2 separate regions of the Homo sapiens genome follow, and region 2 is linked to region 1. A link is an interaction called in ENCODE POLR2A ChIA-PET data of the cell type or tissue named here. Cell type or tissue: endothelial cell of umbilical vein. All regions are shown on one strand.

Region 1 (2,500 bases):
GGTCGCAATACTTCCAAGAACGTCAACTCTGTCATTGGTGAGTGGGAACAGCCCCTTGGTTGGGGGTACTGCATGGGGCAAAGGCCTGCAGGTTGGACCTGAAAGGATTTTAGGGCCATGTGAGGCTCAGCTTCATCATCAGTAAGGGGGACAGCACTGGGCAAAGGCCTGGAGGCAGACCCTAGGTCCTGAGATGCCTGAGAGGACTGGAGCCTGTGGCTGTGGCAGCCTCTGACCTTTTACCACCCCCCCTCCCCCAGCCATCTGCGTAGATGGGACCTTCCACAAATATGTCTTCACTCCTGATGGAAACTGCAACAGAGAGGCTTTCGACGTGTACCTTGACATCTGTGATGATGATGACTTTTAAGGACCCTGGGGGCTGTGCTAGGGACCTGCAGTGGCAGAACTGCAGAGCTGAGCCTTGGCAGTGGGGCGTGCTTGGAAGCCACCAGCCAGCAAGCATTAATGGGGCTGGTGCCCACTTTCCACTCAGCAGAGCTATGTCTAAATAAAGAGCTCACTTCCCCCCAGCACTTCTTGATGACTGTGTGCCCCAAGGGCCAGGCCAGAGACCCAGGAAGGCAGCGACCCCTTGGGATCCCTAACCTGGAGGAAATTGCCAGGGACCCAGAGGGAGTGCCCTAATCCAACCTGGGGATTTTTTAAAAGCTTCCTAGGAAGAGATGATCTCCGATGTGATGAATACGAATAAAAGGCCCTTAATGGCATTTACGGCTTGACCTCAGGGGCGGGGCATGGAGTTTCCTGGAGAAATGTGACCCTCTTGGGCGCTGACAGGAAGGAGGTGGAATCCAACTCGGATCCTTGTGACAGTCCCTCCTTTCTTATCTGTCTGGCTACTTTGTGCTTGAGCCGCTGGCACCGCCCGGAGCAGCCCCTGCGGCGCCCCGCGCGGGGGTGGATGGCAGTTTTAAGGGTTGGGAGCATCTCGCTTCGTGGCAAAGGCTTGATTTCCCGGCAGCCTTTGCTGCTTTCCTGAGCGGCGTGTTAGTTGCTTTTCCGGTCACGTGCATCGCCGCCCCTGCGCAATCCACCTAGGAGGTTAGGAAAAAGCTGCCCAGCCCAGACTCCATTTCCCGGTGTGCCCCGCGGTGGCGAGGGGCGTAACGGTTGTTGTAGTCCGGCCCCCTCCTGGCTGGTCCAGCCACATTAACCGGCAGGATGTCGGAGGTGCGGCTGCCACCGCTACGCGCCCTGGACGACTTTGTTCTGGGGTCGGCGCGTCTGGCGGCTCCGGATCCATGCGACCCGCAGCGATGGTGCCACCGCGTCATCAACAACCTCCTCTACTACCAAACCAACTACCTTCTCTGCTTCGGCATCGGCCTCGCTCTCGCCGGGTGAGGGAGGGAGGCGCCGGTTGGCCAGGGACGTCTGCAGAGCGTGGGGGTAGACCCACAGGTCTTTGAGGACCAGGACGGGGAACCTGAGGGGGGTGCAAGGCCGGGAAGGGCGAAGTCAGTAGAGATGGACGGCCTGAGGGGCTTGGAAGGGGGGCCTTGAAGGAGGTGGAGCCTAGTTATAAGGAGGGCCTCAGGGAGATGGAGCCTGGCTGATGAGGAGGGCCTGCGGGGGATGGGGGTCTGCAAGGAAGATATGGGGAGGATGGAGACAAGTGTGGGACTGAAGGGGAAAGTGGGCTGGAAGGTGAACCGGAAAAAAAGGAGGGCCCGAAAGGGGGACATGAGAGTACTTGAGGGGCGTAGGGGGGGTGTGATGTGAATGATGGGGCCAGATTGAGGCCGACCCTGGAGTACTTAGGGCAGAGACCGGGAAATAGACGGTAAAGTTGGAGGGTTTGGAAGATGTATTTATTGGGGATCCGGTCTTGGAGGGGAGCCTGGCTATGATTGGAAGGCGCCAGGGGCAGGTACCTGTTGGGGAACTTGGGCCCAGGAGGAGGATCCATGGTTGGAAAGCCTGAGACCAGAGAGGGATGGAGAATCTGGAGGAAGGACTTGAGCAGTGCTGAAAGTTCAGAGTGGGGCTGACGACCTGGAAGAGGTCCTAGCAATGATGGAGGGAGGAATCTATAGGGAAATGGGAGCCTGGAGGGCGGTTCTATAAGGACCCTAGGCCTGGGGAGAGGGGAACGTGTGAAGACAGAAGGCCTGAAAGAGGGATTTGCAGGGGCTGGTGTTAAAGGGGGAGCTTGCGGGCAGGCTGATGAGGGGCCCTACGGGGGCAGAGTCGGAAGGAAAGTCCAGGGAAGTGTTGGGAGCCCGGGGGTGTGGGGAGTGTCTAGCAGGATGGGAGGGCCTGAAGCGGGGACCTGAGGAAGACAGGACAGTGGAATTGACAAGGAGGAAAGGAGGGGTCTACAAGGGTGAGTCGGGAGCCCTGGCAGATGGGCCTGCTGGAGATAGGGCTGGTGGGAGGATGTGCCAGGCTGGAGTGTCCGGAGACGGGAGACCCTGGCTCTTGGGGCCCAGGGTGGGTGGTGGTCCGGAGGCCGTCTCTCCGCCCGGCCGGCTAG
Region 2 (2,500 bases), 110 kb after region 1:
TCAGAGCTTAGACCAGTAGCTCTGAGATTTCATAACTCCAGGCCTAGCAAGTCAAGCTCGAACCCAAACCCCTCCATGCTGGAAGCTTGGGCTTATCTTGTCTGGAACTCATTCTTCATCCATTCTTTTTTTTTTTTTTTTGAGACGGAGTCTCACTGTCACCCAGGCTGGAGTGCAATGGCGGGATCTCAGCTCGCTGCAGCCTCCACCTCCTGGGTTCAAGCGATTCTCCTGCCTCAGCCTCACAAGTAGCTGGTATTACAGGCACACACCACCACGCCCAGCTAATTGTTGTATTTTTAGTAGAGATGAGGTTTTGCCATGTTACCCAGGCTAGTCTCGAACTCCTGACCTCAAGTGATCCACCTGCCTCAGCCTCCCAGAGTGCTGGAATTACAGACATGAGCCACCTCGCCTGGCCTCTTCATCCATTCTTTCACCAAATATTTATTGAGCACCTACTGTGTGGCAGGCACAGTTGTAGGCAACTTGGATGTGGCAGTGAATGAACAGACAGAAGCCCCTGTATCCCAGTCCTCTGGAACTTCTATTCTAGTGGGATAAGACAGTTAATAAACAAATACACAGATTATATAGCATATCAACAGCTGTAAACACCAAGGAGAAAAGTCAGTCAGGGATGGGGGCTAGAAAGCATAGAGCAGGCCGGGCGCAGTGGCTCATGCCTATTATCCCACCACTTTGGGAGGCCAAGGCGAGTGGATAACAGGTCAGGAGTTCGAGACCAGCCTGACTAACATGGTGAAACCCTGTTTCTATTAAAAATATAAAAAACTAGCTGGGTGTGGTGGCGCGCACCTGTAATCCCAGCTACTTGGGAGACTGAGGCAGGAGAATTGCCTGAACCCGGGAGGTGGAGGTTCCAGTGAACTGAGATCACATCATTGCACTCCAGCTTGGGCAACAAGAGTGAAACGCTGTCTAAAAAAAAAAAAAAAAAGCATACAGCAGGGTGGTGATGCAGTTTTTTTTTTTTTTTAGACGGAGTCTTGTTGCTAGGCTGCAGTGCAGTGGCGCGATCTCGGCCCACTGCAACCTCCGCCTCCCGGGTTCAAGCGATTCTCCTGCCTCAGCCTCCCAAGTAGCTGGGACTACAGGCACGTGCCACCATACCCGGCTAATTTTTGTATTTTTAGTAGAGACGGGGTTTCACCATGTTGGCCAGGATGGTATCGATCTCCTGACCTCATGATCCACCTGCCTTGGCCTCCTAAAGTGCTGGGATTACAGGCGTGAGCCACCGCGCCTGGCTGCATTTTTTTTTTTTTTTTTTGAGACGAAGTTTTGCTCTTGTTGCCCAGGCTAGAGTGCAGTGGCGTGATCTCGGCTCACTGCTGCAACCTCTGCCTCCCGGGTTCAGACGATTCTCCTGCCTCAGCCTCCTAAGTGGCTGGGATTACAGGTGTCCGCCACCATACCCAGCTAGTTTTTTATATTTTTATTTTTTTATGTTTATTTTTATTTATTTATTTATTTTTGAGACAGAGTCCTGCTCTGTCGCCCAGACTGGAGTGCGGTGGCGCGATCTTGGCTCACTGGAACCTCCGCCTCCCGGGTTCAAGCAATTCTCTGCCTTAGCCTCCCAAGTAGCTGAGACTACAGGTGCGCGCCACCACGCCCAGCTAATTTTTGTATTTTTAGTAGAGACAGGGTTTCGCCATGTTGGCCAGGCTGGTCTCAATCTCTTGACCTTGTGATCTGCCCACTTTGACCTCCCAAAGTGCTGGGATTACAGGCATGAGCCACCACACCCAGCCAATTTTTTATATTTTTAGTAGAGATGGGGTTTTACCATGTTGGCCAGGCTGGCCTCAAACTCCTGACCTTCAGGTGGTCCACCTGCCTCGGCCTCCCAGAGTGCTGGGATTACAGGTGTGAGCCACCACTCTTGGCTGGTGATGCAGTTTTAGTAGTGTGGTCAGAGAAGGCTTTACTGAGGTGACAACTGAGCCAAGACCTGAAGGAGGCAAAGGAGTGGGCCATGCAGATAACTAGAGGAAGAGCTTTCTAAGCAGAGTGAACAGCCTGTGCAAAGGCCTTGAGGCAGATGTGGGTCCACATTAGAGACATAGCAAGGAAGCTATCATGGGTGGAGGAGAGTGAGCTGGGGGAGACTGGTAAGAGGCAAACTCAGAAAGGAGCGAGGGTCCCACCTTAGATCCTACTATGGACAGTTTGTAAGGACTTGGACACTGTTAGGAGTAACCATGAGAGATAGCATTTTCATATGTATGCACATTGTGTTCCAGACACTGCTCTGAGCACTTCGTATCATTTTTAATCTCATTTAATCTCCACAGCAACCCTATGAGGTGGGAGATAGTGTTCGTCCCATGCTACAGATGAGAGAAGAGAGAGGTTTGGAGTGGTTAAAGTGGGACCAGGATTTGAACCCAGGACTATCTGACTCTAGAGTCCTCACTCTTTACCACCATAATTGGGGATGCAGGAGAAGTACTTAAGTACTTAGCACAGTGCC

The links. ChIA-PET counts read pairs that join two places held together with the same protein. Peaks named below come from ENCODE experiments on the same cell type or tissue, not always from the same donor. Only the 100,000 strongest peaks of a DNase experiment are listed, where the experiment ranks them.
Region 2: POLR2A ChIA-PET joins it to region 1 with 8 read pairs; 11 of 35 experiments call an interaction of 5 or more read pairs at or near these places.

The regions. Positions count from the first base shown.
Region 1 is chrX:49,072,673-49,075,172 of GRCh38, reverse strand. PRAF2 (PRA1 domain family member 2) reads left to right here and starts at 1,171. Exons shown (of 3, transcript NM_007213.3): 1 at 1,171-1,364. The coding sequence starts at 1,186. It overlaps WDR45 (WD repeat domain 45), which reads left to right. Exons shown (of 11, transcript NM_001029896.2): 10 at 1-37; 11 at 261-731. The coding sequence ends at 370. RefSeq lists a silencer at 889-988. In endothelial cell of umbilical vein, no CTCF peak of the experiment used is centred here; a DNase peak (open chromatin) is centred at 1,092; H3K4me3 peaks cover 1,505 bases; H3K27ac peaks cover 270 bases.
Region 2 is chrX:48,963,515-48,966,014 of GRCh38, reverse strand. The region is part of intron 5 of KCND1 (potassium voltage-gated channel subfamily D member 1); the gene reads left to right. Among named protein-coding and RNA genes, the nearest start is that of KCND1, 7.1 kb to the left of the region's middle. In endothelial cell of umbilical vein, no CTCF peak of the experiment used is centred here; no DNase peak of the experiment used is centred here.